2 separate regions of the Homo sapiens genome follow, and region 2 is linked to region 1. A link is a loop called in an ENCODE intact Hi-C map of the cell type or tissue named here. Cell type or tissue: mammary epithelial cell. All regions are shown on one strand. Links, peaks and the distances in the headings refer to the core of each region. The heading gives the core; the rest is flanking DNA.

Evidence for each region. Peaks named below come from ENCODE experiments on the same cell type or tissue, not always from the same donor. Only the 100,000 strongest peaks of a DNase experiment are listed, where the experiment ranks them.
Region 2: it touches region 1 in a loop (3-fold over the local background); 4 of 110 quality-filtered maps call a loop at or near these places.

What each region holds. Positions count from the first base shown.
Region 1 is chr11:75,442,809-75,459,820 of GRCh38, forward strand. GDPD5 (glycerophosphodiester phosphodiesterase domain containing 5) reads right to left here. Exons shown (of 17, transcript NM_030792.8): 5 at 14,885-14,978; 6 at 13,949-14,008; 7 at 7,077-7,175; 8 at 6,709-6,802; 9 at 6,169-6,314; 10 at 1,605-1,687; 11 at 328-478. Among named protein-coding and RNA genes, the nearest start is that of KLHL35, 18 kb to the left of the region's middle. RefSeq lists an enhancer at 13,531-14,129. In mammary epithelial cell, for the core only: a CTCF peak has its summit at 2,697 (motif pointing right); no DNase peak of the experiment used is centred there.
Region 2 is chr11:75,851,389-75,856,388 of GRCh38, forward strand. UVRAG (UV radiation resistance associated) reads left to right here. Exons shown (of 15, transcript NM_003369.4): 2 at 495-612. Among named protein-coding and RNA genes, the nearest start is that of UVRAG, 39 kb to the left of the region's middle. In mammary epithelial cell, for the core only: no CTCF peak of the experiment used is centred there; a DNase peak (open chromatin) is centred at 2,803.

The DNA.
Region 1 (17,012 bases), core at 231-5,230:
CCAGACCCACAGCATTTCTCCTTCTAGAGCATTTCAGATCAGAGAGCCAACCCCTCTCTAGAGTTTTACAGAGTTAAGAATTCTATTCACTGCTCTCATCCCTGTCAACCTTTTCTAGTGAGGGAAATGGACCCAGAACAAGCAGTGACAACCATGAGTCTGGCAGCAGTGGCAGGAGCCTAGGAGGCCACTAAGCAGCTTGGGTGGAGGTCGCGAAAGCTCTGAGAGTGGGGGTCTCGAAGCTGATGGCCACCCTTGCACCTCTCACTCCTTGCAGTCCCTGCTGGTGTTTTCCATGCCTAAGATTGGGATCAGGTGCAGCCAGACCTTCAGGAACCACTGGCCAGCGTTGAGTCTCTGCAGGGTGGTCCAGTTAAGCATGGAGGCAGGCCTGCGGGCCAGCTCCGGGAACTCCTCCTCCACGTTGGTGGTGCGCCGCAGGGTGGTGTCATGCATGAGGAAGGGCACGCCGTCCAGGCTGCAGGGAGGGTGGGGCCACCGAGTCAGTGACCCCCCAGATCCTTTACCTGCCCACCAATGATCGTCACCCCACACAGTCCTCCCCACCCAGCACAGGATCCCGGCTGGCTCTGCCCCTCTCTGGGCCTCAGTCTCCCCATCTGCACAGGGAAGACAGTGGGCTGGTGGGTGACCCTGAAGGTCCAATGCCTTCTGGCTCTCTGTGAGGGTCAGATGGGGGTGGGGACTGCCAAGGAGGGAGGGCTGGGAAAAATCTGGACCTACTCTCTTAGCAACCTTGGAAGGTAGGTGCTGCCTCATTTGACAATGGAGAAACTGAGGCTGAGAGAGGGAAGTATCTAGCTCAAGGTCCACAGCCTGTAAGTGGTGGAACCCAGTTTGGAACCAAATCCCTGTGATGCTATGATGAGAACAGTGCAAATGTAGACCTCTTTGGCAAATTCCACCCAACCCCAATCCTTGTCTACTCTACCAGGGTTGCAAATAGCTCATATGGTGCCTTAGTGTGAAACAGTAAAAGGTACCTGTGCCCTCTGTTCCTCAAGGCATTTTACCACCATCTGCTAGAAAGTTGTGATAAACACACAATTCTATGTCTATACTGGGAACAATGTCCTCATTTATGTGATGCCCTTGTTCAGTATGCAACCTGTACAACTATATATGACAGTTCTGCCCTTCTTCCCTTCTCAGATAACCTCTGTTATGAGATTAGTATGGATTCTTCCTGCCATTTATACTAATATCTACTTATATATGTACATGGAGAAAGTGTATATGTCACTTTTTTGTGGTATTTTAAAACGTAACTGGAGTCACAGTGAATGTATCACTCTGCAACTTGCTTTATTTCCCTCATGAGAGTGTTGTAGCTCTATCATCTATTTTTCCCTTCAAGTGGCTCTGTGGCAGTGCTCCTGCTTGCACCAAGAGCATTTGTTCTTTCCTCTATTTTACATCCTGGAGTCTGCAGGAACAGGGTGCCTGCCCTGCTGTGGATAATCTAAGTCTTCCTCCTCCCATCTCAGAGGCTCTGAGACCAGAGGTTCCCCCAGCAGAGACCCAGGTGGATGCCGAAGCGTGTGGGAGGGGTAGAGGAACTATCTCCCCTCCGCTACACCTACCTGATGGTAATGTCAGCCTGGAGCCCGTACAGCTTCTGCTCGAGGGCCTTCCGGAAGGACATGAGCGTGTGCTCTGGAGCCAGCTGGGGAAGAAGGGGTGGTGAAGGGAGAGCCAAGATTCAGCTGATGTACCCTCCCCAGCCAATGGAAAGTCTTTCATGTTGGGAGGCTGGGCTAGGCCTGGTTCTAATTCTGGCCCCTCCACAGAGTAGCTGTGTGACCCTGGGCACCCACTCAGCTTCTCTGAAGTTCAGCTTCCTCATCTATTAAATCATGCCTACCTCATTGGTTTTACTGGGGGCGGGGGAGGCAGGGCTGGTTAGTGTTGATGCATATAAATGCCTGACATGTAGCTAGCACTTGACACATGGTAGCTATGGTCACTATGTTATCATTGCTCTATCCCAGGCACTGAGCTAGACACTGGGGCTGGAGGGCTTTTTTACAGTCCTCTGTGGCTCTCTGGCAGTCTTGGGCTGGGGCTGAATGTGAAATTCAGGTTATACCCTTGGTTATACCAAGGGTTATACCCTGAGACAAGTCCAGGGGGGAGACCTGGAAGAGAGGGTAGATGGGATGGTAGAGTTTCAGTGCGGGACCAGTTTCCTCATCTATATAAACATGACAGCATTATTTCCCTCCCTGGACTGTTACGTGAATTAAAAGCCTCTAGCACACTGCTTGATATACACAGTAAGTGCTTAATAAATAGCAACTGTTTTCCCCTTACATGATCCTGGTTCTAGCATTTTTTTAAGAGACAAGGTCTTGCTGTCACCCAGGCTGTAGTGCAGTGACACAATCACAGCTCACAACAGCCTCAAACTCCTGGGCTCAAGCAATCTTCCCGCTTCAACTTCCCAAATAGCTGGGACTACAGGTGCATGCCACCACACCCAGCTCTGGTTCTAGCCTTGACTCTGCCATTAACTATTGTCCTGACTTTGGGTATATTTCTCTGTGGGTCTCAGTTTCCCCATGTGCCCCTTAGAGATGTGTACTCATGAGGGTCTTTATGCTTAGGACAGTTGGGATTCAAGCCTCCCTAGTTGGGTCTCATCTGAGGACTGTCATACCCGTTGCTGCCACTGGGGGTCAGCACCAAACCAAGGATTGGGCGAAGACCAGGTCCATGAGGGATGGTCGGAGGGAAGGAGGGAGGGAGGACACCCCCGATCCCCCTGCCCTGCTCTGTCAGTGAAGAGGTGAGGTGGGAAGGATTCCCATGGCTGATCTCATTCATTCCCACTGAAGACAATCCTGTTCCCACCTTCTCTCCCTCTGGCCACGATGTTCCCCAGCCACTCCCCTCTTTTGTGACACAGCCTAGCACTGGGGAGCCAGGGAGTGGTGAGGGCTTTGGAACGGACTAAAAAGGTGCAATTTCACTTCCCAGACACAGAGCTGGGGCCTCAGTTTCTTTAGCTGTAAAATGGGCTAACATTATCAACCTCACAGGTGAGATAACAAAAGTCACAGACCCTAGCCCAGGACCTGGCACACAGCAGGGTCTCAGTAATGAGTTTCTTTCTTCTCCTGTCCCTGGCATACAGCACTCTTGGAGGACATGTTACCTGTCTCCCAGTCCAGTGGGTTGTGTGAGGCACTCCCAGGGGAAGCAGGACTACAAAGGCATGGAGAGAGAGGCAAGGACTCAGTGGAATCCCACCCATCTCTGAATATCCTGCGGCCAGGCCTTCCATCAGGGACCACTTGACAGGGGTCCACGCTCCCTGCTGCATGGGCTGGGGCTGCAGAAGGCAGAAGCTTGGAAGGGGTTGCGAAGACCCTCAGGGCAGAGGAAGTGTTTGGGAAGGGGAAAGTCTTTTTTGGAAGCTTTTAGACACAGTTAAGTTCTCTCTGGGTTAGGTGCTGACCTCCTGGAGAAAGAGATATGGAAACCTGGCCCTCCCTGGCCAGGCTCAGGACTCCAGGAAGGCCCCAGAAGCATACACGTTGCTGGGGTGAATTCTTAGTCCCCGTCTCAGAGCTCGCACCTGCCTCAGGCCAGTCCAAGTGGGGTTCTGTTGTCAGGAGGGTGTGCATAGGGGGGTGGTGGTTACTCAGGTGGGTGGGACACTATGGTTAAGAGACCCAGATTTATAAAACAGCAACTCAAAGTACTATTAAAAAAGAGTCTTAGCTTCAGAGTTAGTGCAATCAAATATTAAAGTACACGTACACACATGCACAGAGGGACAGGCCACATCTGCATAGGAACAACACATCCAGGGACACACAGACAGTCTCCAAGACAGAGATGTGCACTTGGGCTCACCACACACAGACATGTGGACCCAGAGTCAGAGCCCCCCAAGGCAATGCACAGGGACACACAGAGGGGACCCTTGCCAGCCCCTCAAAAACTACCACCAGGGCATGATCAGTCAGATGCAGAATGTGAAAAATCCCACAGGACAAATGACTCCATTTCTCAGGACAAATAAACAGCTTAAGGGAAAAAAGGGACGGGGAACTTTTTTTTTTTGAGACGGAATTTCACTCTTGTTGCCCAGGCTGGAGTGCAATGGCGCAATCTCGGCTCGCTGCAACCTCCGCCTCCCGGATTCAAGCAATTCTCCTGTCTCAGCCTCCCAAGTAGCTGGGATTACAGGCATGTACCACCACATCCAGCTAATGTTGTATTTTTAGTAGAGATGGGGTTTCTCCATGTTGATCAGGCTGGTCTCGAACTCCTGACCTCAGGTGATCTGCCTGCCTTGGCCTCCCAAAGTGCTGGGATTACAAGCATGAGCCACTGAGCCCAGCCGGGGGATTGTTACAAATCAAAAGGCACTCAGGAGACACGCCAACCAGATGCGTGCTGTGGACCACATTTGGATCCTGATTTTTAACAACTAAACTGTAAAAAGATATTTTCGAGACAATAAAAGGAAATTGAACATGGATTCCATTTTAGATAATATTAAGGAATCATTATCCTTAATATTGGCTGGGTGTAATAACAGCATTGTTGCTATGCATCTTTCTGAAGTCCTCATGTGTTACAGATACATCCTGAAGTGCCTATGGGTAAGACGATGCGATGCCTAAGATTTGCTTTACTACCCCAGAAAAAAAAGTAGGGAACAGATGAAGCAAGAATGGCCAAACGTAGATAAGTATGGGATTGGATTCATTACATCCTTCTTCATTATGTGAGTCATTATATGCTTTTCTCCACTTCTGCATATATTTGACCTTTTTCTACTAAAGAAAACCATCCTCGCTGGGGCCACCTTCCTGCTTCAGCATACCACTTATGTCCCCTGGCTGCTGGAGGGAGCCCAGGAGATGGTAATCTGAGTCATGGAGACAGGAGGGGCCATCGTTTTAAGCCCCTCAGAAGAGTTCCCCTGCCCCCACTGGGAAGGCTGGGCTCCAATTGGTCCTCACAATAACCAGCAGCATGGGCATCCATACCTTTGAGGCACAGAGGGGACTGGTGACCCCTCCAAGATGCACAGGCAGCATGTGGCCAAACTGGACACCAGATCCAGATCCCCACTGGCTGCCTCTGGGAGGGACTGGGGTCAGCACTGGAGTCTGGCTCAGGGGCTGGAGTCTTATCGAGAAAATAATACCCACCACATGCAGGGGGCCAGACTTCCAGAGTGAGTGGCAGCCCGGCAGACCCAGCACCTCCTTCCAAAGCAGTTATGTGAGACCCCCTTACTACCCTGAGGTCCCACAACAGCCTGGAACACCAGGAAGCCAAGCCCTCAGGAAGTGCTCACACACACCCCCACTTGGCAGGGTGGGGGTGTGTACTACCTCTGCTAAGAAGCCTGGGTTCAAGGCTTTCATGGAGCAGGAGACCCTGCTCCAGAGAGATGGCCCTGCCCAAGGTAACAGCAGTGTCTGCCTCTTACTTTCTGTGCACCATGTGCATATTTGGGCACTGCACACATGCTAACTCCTGCTCCTCATAGCCCCACAGCAGGTGCTCTCACTAGTCCCATGGTACAAGATGGGGGAACCAGGCAAAGAGATGGAAACTGTTGGGCCTCCCACAGCTGGTGAGGAGCTGTGCTGGGATGCTAACTCAGGCAACATGGCTCTGGAGCCTGCCCTCTCACCGAAGCTCTCCTGCAGGGCTATGGAGTGCACTGGTGGCAGAATGCGGCGCTGACTTTGATCCCTTCGTCTTTCTCCAACTCACGTCGGTTCAGCCGTACTCACTGTCACAGTGGGCTCTGAGCTGCCTCCCAGCTCTCCTGGAGGGTTCTCCTGATGCCTGGTGGCAGACCCCAGGCCCCACACTCAGCATCCATCTCCTGGGCCTTCCTAACTGGCACCTGGGTCTAGCCTGGGCCTAAAACCCTCCTGCATCTTTGCAGGGCACTTAGGACAAAACTGAAATCTTTTTAGCAAGATGCCTTCAGGACGCTTCAAGATGTGCTTCCATCCCAGCACTCCCGGCCTTTTTGCCAGTCCTTCCCATGTACCTCCCCTCAAAAAGCTACAAATGGTTGCTACCATTACATATATCCATTTCCCAAGAAGGTCCCCCCCATCGCACCCCACCCCAACGGGGCTGTTAGGACCCTGAGGTGGCACTCACCATGGGGGCCCCGCGGTGGCCAATGAGAGCAGGCTTGGGGCCGAGGTCTTTCTTCTCCATGATGCAGGGAGAGGAGATGGTGAGAGGGGCCAGGTAGAGGGCAAACACCACGGTGAAGAAGGTACAGAGAATGGTCACCTGGGAGGCTGCAGATAAGGGGCCGTGAGTGCTGCCTGGTGAGCCCTGGGCAGGTTGGGGTGCAATGCTGGACCCCTCTACCCCCGACCTGTCAGGATCCAGGTGCTCTAGGGGGAAGCCCTTATTCTTGCTGGGAAGATGAACCCCGCCTCTAACTCACACAGACACAGGTGCATACATGCAGAGAGAGAGACATGGAGGAGGAATACAGTGTGAGGCCGACTGAAGCTGTGACCCTCCGTGGACTCTGTGGGCCACTCTGAGCCAGAATCCCCCTCACTGAGTGCAGGGGCCCCACCCCATCCCCAGGCCACCCCCAGGGAAAGCCCAGGTCGGGGCAGCACCAGCTGGTCTTGGCACCTGCAGGGATTGGAGGGGCAGGCCCTTCACAGTTCTACTCACAGGTCCGCTCTGCGCGGGCGAACTGTCCTGCCACGATCCAGGAGAGCATGGTGACTGCTGCCACAGCCCCCACATGCAGGAATGGCGCTGTGCCCTGTTTGCAGGGAGAGGGAAGGGAGACCAGTAACGCCCAGCTCTGCCCAGACCCTGTGTCACCAGCCTCCTACTTCTACCTATGAGGCAGGCAACCCTGTCTCCATCTGCCAACTGGGGACACTGGGAGCCTCAGGACCCTGGTGTCCTCCCTAGTTCTGACCTGCTCTGTGACCCTGGGCGCCTCCCTGCCCTTCTTTGGGCCTTGGTCTGGAGAAAGGGAAGTGACAGAAAGGCTCTTGTTGTGAGGGTCCTGGGGGACCCTCCTCACTCACCTGCAGGGAGATCAGCAGCACCTCCCACTCGTCCTCCCACAGCTGGGCCACGGCCGACATGGCCACCACCGTGGAAGCCAGGATGACCACCAGCCCGATCTGGAGGGGGAAGAGTCACCGGACAGAGGCTCAGAGCGGGTGGGAGGGTTCCCAGTGTGTCTGAGAGAGGAGCCAGAGGGAGAGACAGAGAGGGCAGGAGAGGCCGATGGAGCAGGGCAGAGGGGAGGGAGGAAAGAGACAGGCATGGGCTGCCAGGAAACTAGAGGCCGGCAGATAGACACGGCAGGGAGAGACTGAGGCAGGAGGAGGCAGCAGGAGGCCGGCAGACCCAGCGAGGAAGGGACAGCGAGAAATGGAAGGGAGGATGGGGACAGGAGGAGGAGGGAACTGTGAGGAGGGAGGACATTCAGTAAGGGGGACCTCCCTGGGCCTGGCAGGTTAGTCACATCCAAGGTCCCGCCCAGCCTCCCTGCCACCTCAGCATGGCACAGCAGAGGAGGAAACCCACTTGTCCAGGCCATGCCCAGGCCTCAGGGGAAGGAGGCTGAGGAACTGGGTCTGCTGCAGGAGCCTGGAGTGCAGCCCAGCCTGGCACCCTGGGCTGGGCTCACAGTGGCACTTCAGGCGGGAGTGGGTGGTGAAACACATCGCCACCTGCCCCATCTCCACGGCCTGCCCTCTCCCGGACTCCCAGCATCTAGGTCCGCCGTGATGGGGGCCATCCTCCTTGCAGCCTCCAGAAGAAAGCAAAGCACAGCTCTCATGGAGGATGAGGTGGCACCTCTACGGGACAGAGATCTCTGGTGACAGGTAAGACCTGAAATCTTTAACCACGTGAAGCTCGGCAGAGGTTTTCGGCTCCTCGGCCCCCAGCCCCTCGCCCCTAGCCGTGGATCTCACTCCACCCACCCCCCTCCACACCCCCAGGCGTGCCTCCCCGAAGCCCAGGTTGTGGCTCTCCTCCAAAGCCTCCCGCAGATCCCAGTCTCTGGAAGGGTCAGTCAAAGCCGCCACCTCCGTCCCCCTAGTTTCTCCAGACTCGTCTCCCATCTCCCTCCAAAGGCCTGTCCTTCTCCCACAGCACTGCCGGCCGCCCTGCCTCCCTGGAGCCGTTCTAGCTGCTGGCAGGGCCTTCACCCCCTTTCTCCCGAGGCAACCTTTCCCAGAGGCAGCAGCGGCCAGGGCCCTCTGATGCCGAGCAGGGACAGTGGCATTTCTAGACGATGAGGGTGGGGCGGTGGCCAGCATCTCCGCTCCCTACCCAGGGACCTTCACTCGCCGGCGGGGAATGCTGAGTCTCGCCTGGGATGAAGTTTCCCTTTGGAGGCTTTTCATTCCAGCCCATCAGCCTGGAAACAAATGTTCCCCCAAGAGACCTGAGCGAGGCAGGTGAGGAGCTGGAAGGGCTGTGACATGGGGGCTCGGGGCGGGAAGAGGCATGGGCGTGCCTGGGCCTGTGGGGGCGCTTCGCGTGGTCCCCAGGTTGGTTCCGCGGAGGCACGAGCATCCTCATCTCACACACGGGAAGCGAGGTTCGGGGAGAGGAACAGCTGGCTGGGTCACGGAGCTTTGAAGGGGCAGAACCAGAAACGAACACCTTCTGCCCATCTCAGGGGGTAAGGGGGTGTGCGCTTTCTCGGACAGACAGCACGCTGGTGTCAGAGAGGCTGCGCAGTCTCTGGGAGGCCCAGCTGCGCCTCCGAACCCCTGAGAACCCCGCCCTCGGCACTCAGGCCCCTTCTCCCGGCTGCCCCCGGCGCGCAGCTCCCCCTTGTGGCCATCGTGGGAGGTGGCCCTGCACACAGTGAGTTAAGGATGGTTTCCAGGAGCATCTCATCACAATACCTATTAATGGAAACGACTTGCAATAAAACTGATTCCCCAAACCCTAATACAATTAAAAATGTTATTATCTCTGAGTTCCACAGTTGCTTTGGTGCTAATCAACACACTCAGCAGCATCACTGCATGTTCAGTGTCTGTGGGACTTCCCTACCTTGCATCATTAAGTTATAGCAATAGCACTGACACCCAAAAACGCAACCACCATCGCTCCTGAAATCTGACTGAGAAGGATGAATCCCACCCTAGAGGCCCAGAGACAGATCACCGTCCTCCTCTGAGAAAGTGGCCTTGGGTTCTCTGTCTTCATGGGACTGTGGCTTGTGATAGCCATGGTGGGTACAGGGGATACAACAGAGTCTTTCATTCATTCGATGAGTCTGGCCTAGGTGCCGGGACCCGAGAGGAGGTGGAACCCCGCCTTGCAGAGGTGCAACAGCTGGCCTCTTAGGGGTATCTGGCCTCTGGGTTTTGCAGTCCAAATGGCAGACAGCTGGCCCAGGGTTAAGAGCCTCACTTGAATCACGGTCTTCAGTCGAATCCTGGCTCTGCTACCTACTGGGGATCTTTCCACATCCTCTCCAGGGACCTTTCCAGAGCTGTGAAATAGGGATAGTGAGTACCTACCTGGAAGGGGGTTGGGGAAGATCAGTGAGGAAATGCAAGTGAAATGCTTAGTACAACGGCTGGCCAGAAGAAAATGCTTACTAAATCTCAGTGATATCATTTTAAAAAGTGAGCATGATATGGGAACAGGATTATTGTGAGGAGTGAAATGACTGTGAAATTCTGAGTGAAAGGTGCCTGACACATGTGGTCAGCACCCAATAAAGGATGGTTACTGCTGTTATGGTGAACGCAGTGCCTGGCACACACAGGAGGTGCTCAGTGAATGCGCCTTCCTTAAGCTGCTGCTGGAGGGACAGAGGCTGGACACCAGGAAAAACCATAAAGCTGGGGCCAGTGCATGGAGAGAAGTCTGAATTCACCAGGAGAGGTGATGAAGTAGACATAGCAGATGGCAGGTAGAGGCTGATGGAGCCTTGGTAGGAGGCAGAAGCCCCAGCCCCAGCCCAGCCAGTAACTTGCCTTGGGGCTGTGTGGTACCCAGTGCTCCTCTCTGGGGCTCAGGTTGGGTCGCTGACAGACGCCTCCTCTGTGCAGGTCCTGGGCTGGGGGCTGCTGCCACTGAGGCAGGGGAGTCAGGCGAGGACAGAAGAGCAGTGCAGTGTGCTCAGGGCAGCCTGGGGAGGTGTGAGCTGTGACCAAAACACCTCACAGAGGGCGGTGGGTGGGGCAGGAAGGGGGGCATCTCAGGGAAAGGGCCTCCTGTTTACTGTAAAGCTCCCAAGAACCCTTCAGCCTGCTCCCTCACCTCCTGGGTACCTCAATTTCTCCTGAACACTCACCTGGGAGAGATTTCTGGGAAACAGGAGATTTTGGCAGACTGGGGAGGAGGAGGAAGGTCCCCACATAAGCACCAGATCTACTCAGCACCCAGCCTGCTGTGAATGGCTCCCTCTCACCCTGTCCTGAGCATCTCTGTCCTCCCCTCCTCAGGACCCAGGGGAACCAGAGACTCTCAAACTTCATGATTAAAACATACTATAGGCCAGGCATGGTGGATCATGCCTGTAGTCCCAGCACTTTGGGAGGCCGAGGTGGGCGGATCACGAGGTCAGGAGATCAAGACCACCCTAGCTAACACGGTGAAACCTCGTCTCTACTAAAAATACAAAAAAATTAGCTGGGCTGGTGGCCGGTGCCTGTAGTCCCAGCTACTCGGGAGGCTGAGGCAGGAGAATGGGGTGAACCCAGGAGGTGGAGCTTGCAGTGAGCCAAGATCGTGCCACTGCACTCCAGCCTGGGCGACACAGCAAGACTGTCTCTAAAAAAAAAAAAAAAAATACAAACATACTATAAAACTGTGGTCTTTAGAGTGCTATGTTGCTGATGTAAGACCAGATAGATAAATGAAAATAAGCAAAAAATTCATAAATAGATCCAAATACATAAAGAAAATTTAGTATATGATAAAAATAGCATCTCAAATGAATAAAGGACAAATTCTCAGTAGAGAGAGTTGGAAACGTTGGGAAGCCATCTAAAAAGAACAGAGTAAGATCACACTATACCCCAAAATAGCTTCCAAAAAGAGAAAAAATTAAATGTTAAAAACGTGGAAATATATAATTACCAAGTGACACCATAGAAAAATTTTTATAATCTTGGAGTGGGAAAGACCTTTCTGAGTCTGACACAAAACCAAGGAGTCATCAAGAGATGACAGATTCAAGTATGTAAGAATAAAAAAATATATATCCCCATGGTAAAAACGCAATGAGCAAAGTCCAAGGATGAATGACAAACTAGGAAGAATTATTTGCAGTTTGTTAGCCAAATGGCTAATTTCCCACATCTATAAAGAGTTCCTGCAAATGAATAAGCAAAAAGCAATGGCAAAAATGGCAAAAGATATGAAGAGACAGTTTTATAGAAAAGAAAACACAAGTTACTCAAACATGTGAAAAATGCCGAATCTAACTCACCCGAAGGGAAATGCAAATGAAAACTACAGCAAGGTACCACTTTTCACCCATCAGGCTGACAAAAGCCAATAAATCAGCTGATGCTTTATGGGCAAGGGTGTTTTTATAGAACAACTATCCATTGCTAAGAGAGCATGAATCGGAGGCACTTGGCAAGGAGGCCATTTGGCAAGATCAAAATGATGAAAGTACACATTCTTCACCCAGAAATTCCTCTCCCAGGTCACCACCACATCGTCCTGGCAAAAGACAGAAAGCAGCTGGGATGTCGATCCGGTCTATCAACAGGGAACTGGCTAGACGCCTAGGGAATCAGGGAATATCCAGACCAGGGAGCAGGAGCAAGGGATGGATACCAACAGGGATGCTTTAATGCAGCGAAGAAGGAGCTCCAAGAATTCTGTTAAGGTGCGGAACAGAGGGTGGAGTAGGCGACTGTTTGTGTTTAAAGAAAAAAGAAAAAGGAAATGCATATGTACATGTGCATGTGCTTAAAATCTGTCTGGAAAGATAGTGAGGAGACTTTCTTTGTATACTTTTTTGTGCTTTTTGTATTTTGAATCATGTCGATGTATTACATGGTCAAAAGTTAATTAAAGCAAACAAAAAAGAATAAAGAGTCCTTAGAATTTTAGAATCAAATGGCAGAATCTTAGAAACAGAAGAGAATTTCCAGGCCCTGCTGGAACACTCTGAGCTCTGGGGAACTCCCTCCTGGTGGGGCGGGTCGAGCTCTGGGTCAGCTCCACCTGAAAGGACCCTGCTCATGCTGCGATCTCACATAGGGGGCAGAGGGCAGAGGAAGGCACCCTGGGAGCTGGCACCAGCATGGACAATGGGATCTGCTTCCTTGCATTGATCTGCCAGCTCCAGCTGGCTCAGCGGCTCTATAGGCCTCTCCACTAGAATCAAGCATGTGTGACCTTACCTGCTGAGAGCCAGGCATGGCCCCAGAAGGTGACCACAGCATGTGCCAGCCCCACCCGGGGTGCCAGCTGGTGCAGTTCTTTCAAATGCCAGCTTTGCAGCCAGGAGAAGAAACTCCCTCACAGAGGGGATAGTGGAAGCCCAGAGGAGGCCTGTGAGTAGAGTGAGGGCAGGAGGAAGGTGGGGGGACCAGGGGCTGCTCACGGCTCCTACCACTCTAAGACTTCAGTCTCTGGGGTCTGACTCCCAAGCTCCAGGCCCATGTAACAAACCGGCCTCGGTGCCTCCCTGGATGCTCACAGGCACCTCCCACTCCACACAGCCCAACCCAGGCTCATGCTGTCCCCTCTTCCTTTCCTATTCCACATCCGTCTTCTAGCTAGAAGTGAGCCCCTCCCCTTGGAGTCATTCTGGCCCCATCTCATGGGCTCATGGTAGTTTCTGAACATTTCTGCCCTTTCCTAAATGGCAGGCCCACGGGGAGCCAGGCTCTGGGGAAAGGGAGACGATCCAGATGTTCCTGGGAGGGAGGGGCTCTGCCTTGGTCAGCTCGGTACCACTCTGTGCCCACCAGGGCCCCAAGAAGGCCAGGCATCAGAAACACACTTCAGCACTATGCCTGCAATGGACGTAAGGCAGAGAGTTAAGGCTCCGGAATGGGTGAAGCCTGTCTGCTTTGGGCCCAGCCCTGAGGGGGGGCACTGGGAACAGGGAGATGGAGGTTAACTCTGGCCTGCAAAGAGCACCTTGACTGGGTGGGTCGGGGTCAGGGAGCCAGACGAATACTGAAAACACAAAAACATAGCTGTTCAGACATGTAGCAGGGGAGGCTGCAGGGGCTGAGGAAGTCCCGGGAGAGAATCCTGTGTATGTAGGGGAGGTACTGAGGAAGGGGTCCGAGAGAAAAAGGGAGGGCAAGAGCAAAGTGCTAAACGGGGGAAGGAGGCAGACATGCTGGGAGAGCATGAGATGTCTCATGTAGCAGAAGCTGAGGGTGACTGTCCCATGATGGGTTGGGAGATCAGCAGGGGCCAGATCATGCCAGGTAGGGAAGTTTGGGTCATCCTGGGAGCGGTGGGAGTGGTGGAAAGGCTTTAAGTTGGGGAATGCCATCGCCAGATCAGGGTTTTCAAAAGAGCTCACCAAAGAAGGAAGAGGCAGGTGAGACCCGAGGCAGGGCCCCCAGAGGGTGGGTGCCACAGTATGAGCTGTGAGCTCTGCTGGTTAATCACATGACTGCGGGACCCTGGATCTTCCATGTTTAAACTGGGAGACCTTAGGCAAATCACTTAACCTCTTTGTACTTCAGTTTCCCCAACCACAAAATGGAATGATAACAGTACCTACATCACAAGGTTGCTGTAAGGGTTAAGTGAATGAAGACGGGTGAGGTTGTGAGAAAAGTGCTTGGCGCATAGTGAGTGCTCAGCCTTAGCTATGAGAACAATTCTAACGGTGATCCAGGGGAGGGACATGGTGGCCAGGCCCTTCCTCTGCTGCTGCTGCCTCCAGCTTCCCTTGCTCTCTCCCAGCCCCGGCCGAGGCGGCCCTTACCTTGTGCAGCCAGTGCAGGTTCATCTGCTGCCCCACGGCAATGTGACATAGTGCCAGGACCTGAGGAGGGACCCACAGGGTGATTGTCAGGCCCGTGTGGGCGGGAAGGCTTTGCCAGTTTCTCAGACACCCTGCTCCCCACTGCGGCTCTGGGCCTGACCCTGGGCAGAGGCAGCGAACCTCCCTCCAGGCGATGGGAATGCGCTGCCCTCCCCAGCCCAGCCCAGACTAGCCAGCCTGAGCCTGGCCTCCTCCCAGATGATTCCAGGCCTCTAGGCTCTTCCTCTGTGTGATTCCCCGTCAAGAGGTCACTGGGTGCTGCTGTACTTGGACTACTCAACTTCATTCATCAAACATTTTGGGAGTTCCAGTCCCCGGGATTCTGAAACAGACTTGAGCCTGTCCCCAAGGAGCCCCCAGTCCAGCATGGGGGATCCACCTGCATCTCAGTGAGTGGAATATCGGGAGCAAGAGCCTGAAGCAGAGGCTCCTGGAAGAGGAAGCCTGCAGTGGGCCCTCTCGGCCAGGACAGCTCTCACTGGGTCCGGGGCAAACATTCCAGGAAGGGGCAGCCTAGAGAGACGGGCAAAAGCAAGAGGACCTCCTGCTTTGGGGGACCCAGGCCTCAGGTGCAGCAGCCCGAGAGGCCCTGGGCAAAATCTGAATTAATGTGCCATATGTAGCCAACTTCCTACTAGTGGCATGAAATAGCTTCTGATTAGTCGCTATTATAAATTAAGATAAAAATGAAAATGTTATACATATCTTTCTGTATTTTTGATTACTTCCTTAGGATACATTCCTACAAATACAATATTCCTACAAATACAGCTTTCCCCTTTATACCAGGGTGGGACCCTCCATCAGCCCAGCACAGGGCCAGTATCCCTTCCCCTGGGAGCAGGGCCACCTGCCCTCCAAAACAGCCCCATGTACCAGGAGGCCAGCGATGTATGCGAAGGCAGCAGCTGTGGTCACAAGGATGGGTACGGGCCAGTCGCTCCAGTAGCCCATGCGGTTGTAGAGGTACCTGCCAGGAGGAGAGGGGGCAGGGGTCAGACCTCCACCAGGCCACTACCTGGCCCAGGAATCAGGATGGTCTGAGCCTCCACACAGACGACAGGCTGGGCTCAGTGACCAGGCTGTGCCCACCTAGCAATAAGGCTCAGCGTCTGCCTGATGCTCTACCATGCCTGCTCATGGCAGCCACCCGGGGACCAAGAAATGTAAAGGAGAAAATAATGCCCCATAATCCTATTGGCCAGAAGTAATCATTACCAAGGCTGTGCTGGATCTTCCTCCTGTGGGTTCCCCCGCCCCCATGCCTATATGTTTGTATAAACAGCAAAGCCAGGACCCCGCTGCACAAAGCAACACGGTCAGGAGCACAGGCTTTGGAGTGAGGCACACAGGCTGGATTCACATCCCCTCTCGTCTCTGCTTTTCACTGTCTTGTAGGACCTTGTGGAGGACAGGCTTCACTGATTCTAAGATGCCATCGATTGTCACTGTCATCTCAACTTCAATGTTAAGATGTGAAAATTGGGGGTCTTAGAATTGATCGAATGTAATACTTGACTTCTCTGAGCCTTAGTTTCCTCACCTATAGGATGGGGATAAGAAAGTGCCTTTTGAAGCCAGGTGTGGTGGCTCACGCCTGTAATCCCAGCACTTGGGAGGCTGAGGCGGGCGGATCACGAGGTCAGGAGATCGAGACCATCCTGGCTAACATGGTGAAACCCCATCTCTACTAAAAATACAAAAAATTAGCCGGGCGTTGTGGCAGGCGTCTGTAGTCCCAGCTACTCGGGAGGCCGAGGCAGGAGAATGGGGTGAACCTGGGAGGCAGAGCTTGCAATGAGCAGAGATCGCAGTACTACACTCCAGCCTGGGCGACAGTGTGAGACTCTGTCTCAAAAATAAATAAATAAATAAATAAATAAAATAAATAAATAAAAAGTGCCTTTCATGGGGTCTCATGAGGATGAAGTGAGGTGAGATGCATGGTAACTACTCAATAAACTCTCTTTGTTTTTGTTTGTTTGTTTGAGACAGGGTCTCTGTCACTGAGGCTGGAGTGCAGGGATGCGAACATGGCTCACTGAAGCTTTGACCTCCTGGGCTCAAGCAATCCTCCTACCTCAGCTGGGACCATAGGCACCCACCAAAATATCGGGCTAATTTTTTTTGTATTTTTTGTAGAGGCAGGGTCTTGCCATGTTTCCCAGGCTGATCTCAAACTCCTGAGCTCAGGTGATCCTCCTACCTCAGCCTCCCAAAGTGCTGGGATTATAGGCGTGAGCCACCACACCTGGCCAACTGTCTTCTCAACACAAGCATTTACTTATGCCAGTAAAAATCCTGAGAAAATGTGATTTTTAAAATAGCCACGTGGTTTTCCACTGAATTAATGTACCATATGTAGCCAGCTTCCTACTAGTGGCATGAAATAGTTTCTAATTCTTCACAATTATAAATTAACATAAAAATGAAATTTTTATACATATCTTTCTGTATTTTTGATTACTTCCTTAGGATAGATTCCTACAGATACAATTATAGGGTCAAAGAGAATGAATTTTTTTTTTTTTTTTTTGAGACAGGGTCTTGCTATGTTGCCCAGGGTGAACTTGAATTCCTGGGCTCAAGCAATCCTCCCATCTCAGCCTCCCCAGTACCTGGGACTATAGGCACATACCACTGTGGCTGGTGGGATTGAAATTTTTAAGGGGCATGATAGATACTGCTTAGATGCTCTCCAGAAAGAATGAACTACCCACATCCGGCTGGGCGCGGTGGCTCACGCCTGTAATCCCAGCACTTTGGGAGGCTGAGGCGGGCAGATCACGAGGTCAGGAGATCAAGACCACGGTGAAACCCCGTCTCTACTAAAAATACAAAAAATTAGCCAGGAGTGGTGGCAGACACCTGTAGTTCCAGCTACTTGGGAGGCTGAGGCAGGAGAATGGCGTGAACCTGGGAGGCGGAGCTTGCAGTGAGCTGAGATCATACCACTGCACTCCAGCCTGGGTGACAGAGCGAGACTGTCTCAAAAAAAAAAAAA
Region 2 (5,000 bases), core at 1-5,000, 410 kb after region 1:
AGTCACTATTTTTATTTTTTGGCTGTGGCCTTGTTTTCCTGCTTGTATAGATAATCTGGCATCTAGACTGAACTAGCATCAGGGGTGAGTGTATGTGTTAACTGGTGATTATCTGTTGGTATGAGATGGATTTTATATGTCTATCAGAATCCCTCTGTGGAGAAAACCAAATTACTACTTAGTTTATGTTCCAGGGAATACTAATGCTATTATGCGGGTATATAGCACTTACATAACGTTGGTCCTTTTCAAAAATATTTCATGTCTGTTGTCACTTCATTCTCCAACCACCTTGTAAATGAGATAGGGCAGGTATAATTCCTGTTTGACAGAGGGGATGCTGAGGCATAAATAAGAGACTGGGTTATGGTTTCTGGCTCAATAAATAAATGACTGAGACAACTTATTACATTTCATTTTTGAACTGCAACTTCCAGAAAATTTTATAGGAGGAAAAATCTGAATGCCTTCTCTTTTTTGTTGTTATTTTTCAGCGGCGTCTTCGACATCTTCGGAACATTGCTGCCCGGAACATTGTTAATAGAAATGGCCATCAGCTCCTTGATACCTACTTTACACTTCACTTGTGTAGTACTGAAAAGATATATAAAGGTAAGGGGATCTGTGGCCTTACTACCCACAGATTGTTATATTTTTATTTTTTTTGTAACACAAGTGATTCTCAGTGCCTCCTGCTTTTGTGGCTTCTCGGAAACCTAAATTGTTATGCTGTCTGAAAATATCTCATGAGCAGTTGGGATGTATACTAAAGAAAGATGGCAGTTGGATAGTTCTTTCAGATAACTGAGCCTTACATTGATACGTTTATCATTCCTTTATGAATGTTAGCTATTAATGGTCTAGCAGCTAGCATTTCAAGTAGATTGAATCCAGTATCCTGTAGTAATTTTACTTTTATAAAAATGTAATAAATTTCTTTTCTTTAATATTATGGTAAAATAGGGACCTAGTTTATATCTTCTCGTATCTGTAATTCCCTGTATATATGGGATCTTTTTCAGAAGAATGGCATGGTTTTCTCTAATTCAGTTTTATATATTGTACTGTGGATTCTTCTGTAAGTGAAAAATTCTAAGAGTAGACCAAATATTTGATTAAAAATGGCAACCACCTTCAGAATGCATATTAGATGAGAGGCACTGAGACATAATCCGTTGGCTTAGGTGGGATGGTGTAAGAGAGGAAGCATGGTAAAATGATAGGAATGTTGGATTATGATGGAAAATACTTCCGTACTAGTTCTAGCCCAGCTACTCACTAGCTTCGTGACTTTTGATAAAGATCACGGTTTTTGGAACTTCACTCTCCCCATTTGTAAAGTAGAGATAATGATGTCTTATGAAGTAGGCAAGACAGATTTTTATGAGGATCATAAAAATCTCAGTAAGATGTGATTAAAGATCTATTTATGCTAACAAAAGGTGACATCATTTTAACAAAAGGTACTGAGACTTATTTGAATCTTGTCCTGTGGCAAAGATGAAAAATTCAAGTGATATTTATTTATTTATTTATTTTCGAGATAGGATCTCACCCTGTCAGCCAGGCTAGAGTACAGTGGCACAATCATGGCTCACTGCAGCTTTGACCTCACAGACTCAAATGATCCTCCTGCCTCCATCTCCCAAGTAGCTGGGACTACAGGTGTGAGACGCCACTCCAGGCTAACTTTGAAAAAATTTTTGTAGAAATGGGGTCCTACTATGTTTTTTGGGCTGGTCTCCAACTCCTGGACTCAAGCTATGCTCCTCCCCCAGCCTCCCAAAGTGCTGGGATTATAGGTATGAGCCACTGTCCCTAACCTCTTTTTAGTTTTAATGATTATTTAAAGCAGTGATTGTTTAACAACTTTTTTTAATGTCAATTCCAGTATCTGCTCATTAAAAAATTGAGTCAAGAAATATACAGTGAAGAAACCCCTTCAGAGTAAATAGCCTTAAAATAATTCCCGCCCACCCCACCCTGAGACGGAGTTTCGCTGTGTCACCCAGCCAGCCTGGAGTGCAATGGCGTGATCTCAGCTCACTGCAACCTCCGCCTCCCTGGATTCTAGTGATTCTGCTGCCTCAGCCTCCCAATTAGCTGGGATTACGGGCACATGCCACCACGCCTGGCTAACTTTTGTATTTTTGGTAGAGATGGGGTTTCACCATGTTGGCCAGGCTGGTCTCGAACTCCTGACCTCTGCCTGCCTTGGCCTTCCAAAGTGCTGGGATTACAGGTGTGAGCCACTGTGCCTGGCAATAATTTTTAAGGATGGGAAAAGGACTCTAAATTCCACTATCCTCATGTAATTTTATTTCATTCTCACTTTTCAGTCTAACCATTGCATGGATTTATTTATTTATTTGTTTATTTATTTATTTATTTATTTATTTTTTGAGGCAGAGTCTCGCTCCGTTGCCCAGGCTGGTGTGCAGTGGTGCAATCTTGGCTCATTGCAACCTCTGCCTCCTGGGTTCAAGCAATTCTCCTGCCTCAGCCTCCTGAGTAGCTGGGATTACAGGTGCCTGCCACCACGTCCAGCTGATATTTGTATTTTTAGTAGAGACAGGGTTTCGTCATGTTGGCCAGGCTGGTCTTGAACTCCTGACCTCAGGTGATCCCACACCTGCCTCAGCCTCCCAACGTGCTGGGATTACAGGTGTGAGCTACTGTGCCCAGTCCATTCCATATTTTTGAAACAATTGTATTCATCTGAATGATTAATGCTAGCTATTGTAACAAATACCACAACTCTTAGTGGCTTACCATAATACATGTCTTATACTAAGTCCAGTGTAGGTGTTCTTTATCAGGTTCTGTCTTGGCAGCTGTCCTTTAAGTGATGACTCAGGTATGCAGGTTCCTTCTAGTTTGGGCTGCTGGTGTCCTCAATACATGGCCTCTGGCATGGCCAGAGATAGAAGGATTACTTGTGGGAGATTTTTAAATGGAAATGGTCCATATCAATTTCATTACATTCTATTGGCCATAAATCAGTTACATTGTCCTTTTTATTTTTTATTTTATTTATTTATTTTTGAGATGGAGTCTCAGTCTGTTTGCCCAGGCTGGAGTGCAGTGGTGCCATCTCGGTTCACTGCAACCTCCGCCTCCCACGTTCAAGCGATTCTCCTGCCTCAGCCTCCCAAGAAGGTGGCATTACAGGCATGCGCCACCACACCCAGCTAATTTTTGTATTTTTTGTAGAGATGGGGTTTCACCATGTTGGCCAGGCTGGTCTTGAGCTACTGACCTCAAGTGACCTGCCCATCTTAGTCTCCCAAAATGCTGGGATTATAGATGTGAGCCACTGTGCTTGGCCTGAATTGTCCTTTTTAGATGGAAAGGGGACTGGGAAATGCAGTCTTACTATGTGTCCAGAAAGAAAATGAAACAATTTGGCTACTATTTGGTTTAAGGGTTTAAGCATTTTTGTAGGCCTTAAAACATTTAGTCTACTGCTCACTAATTGGTTATATCACTAGCAATGTATGACAGTGCCAGAGTATTTTAAATTTTTGATGAGTGTCTATATAATCAGTCCTGGTTACCTTAACAAAACTTCTGTGTTCTTGCCCCAGTGTTACCTCTGATAATAGTAATTAACACCAGTACTTAGCGCATTTTGGGAATTTGGAAAATGATAGCAATTATTATTAGAATTATAATAATCATAATAGTATTTTCTAAAAAGAATAGTCATGGGGCTGGTTGAAGATCATGTTAAAAAACTTGTCTAGAGATATGATGAAAGCAAAGTGCCTTTTTTGTTTTTGTTTTTTCTCTCTTCCAGCTCAGATTATATCTTGAATTTAGGAGTTGTCATTGACTGTTTTTTGAAGTTATCTCAATGAGATATCTCAATCCAATCCTCAACACAGTTAGGGAATAGCTGGTGACAGAGCACGGGGAAGTCCGGGGTCTGGTGTTGCTGTTGAATCTGGCACTAGCTGTCAAGCCTCTTGAGGGCATTTACTCCCTCTTGCGGGCTTCAGTTAATTTATCATTAAAATGAAGGGATTGGTGATTTCTGAGCATTCCTCCCATTCCAAAATGTCATGGTTGAGTGAAGCCTATTCATGAACTTTGTTGGGCTTTACAAACTTTTAACTACCATAGGAGGAGCTGGGAAGCCCTTTCTTTAGTAATTCTAGTTAGTGCTGTCGTATCTTGTTGGTCGGACCTATTATGACAAACGTGAATATTTGATGATCATTGTTTGGTCCTTGGTATAGAACAACCATCATAAGAGACCAATTGACTCTTCTTGATGAACCACCCATACCACCTGTTTAGTGGTAACATTTCTTAGTGTCAGAAGACAGTTTTTTATTGGAAGAATATCCGAAATGCTGGTTTCTAAGTTTTTCTTTTATTTCAGCTAAATTTACAGCAGATCCAAAGAAGATATGTGTAAAATTTAAGAAGAGATGTGTGAAATTTTTTGACTTTTGACATTCTTGTAGTGCTTTTAGGAGATTGTTTACTTATTTCCAATCAAATACTAGTTATTATATCCCCAGAGAACAAAGCCTTGTGTTAATGGATGGATAGATTCTAAACTTGGTTCTTGTTAAAATTGGAAATTTTTATTTTTTATTTTTTATTTTTTTGAGACGGAGTCTCACTCTGTCGCCCAGGCTGGAGTGCAGTGGCGCGATTCCAGCTCACTGCAAGCTCCGCCTCCTGGGTTCAGACCATTCTCCTGCCTCACCCTCCCGAGTAGCTGGGACTACAGGCATCCGCCACCACGCCCAGCTAATTTTTTGTATTTTTAGTAGAGACGGGGTTTCACTGTGTTTGTTTCACCGTGTTAGCCAGGATAGTCTCGATCTCCTGACCTCGTGATCCGCCTGCCTCGGCCTCCAAAAGTGCTGAGATTACAGGCGTGAGCCACCGTGCCCGGCCCTTAAGTTTGTTTTTCATAGTTATTTTCTTACCCATGAAATGTAAATGCCTGCCCTCTCCTGGAATACCGACTGTCTTGAATACAT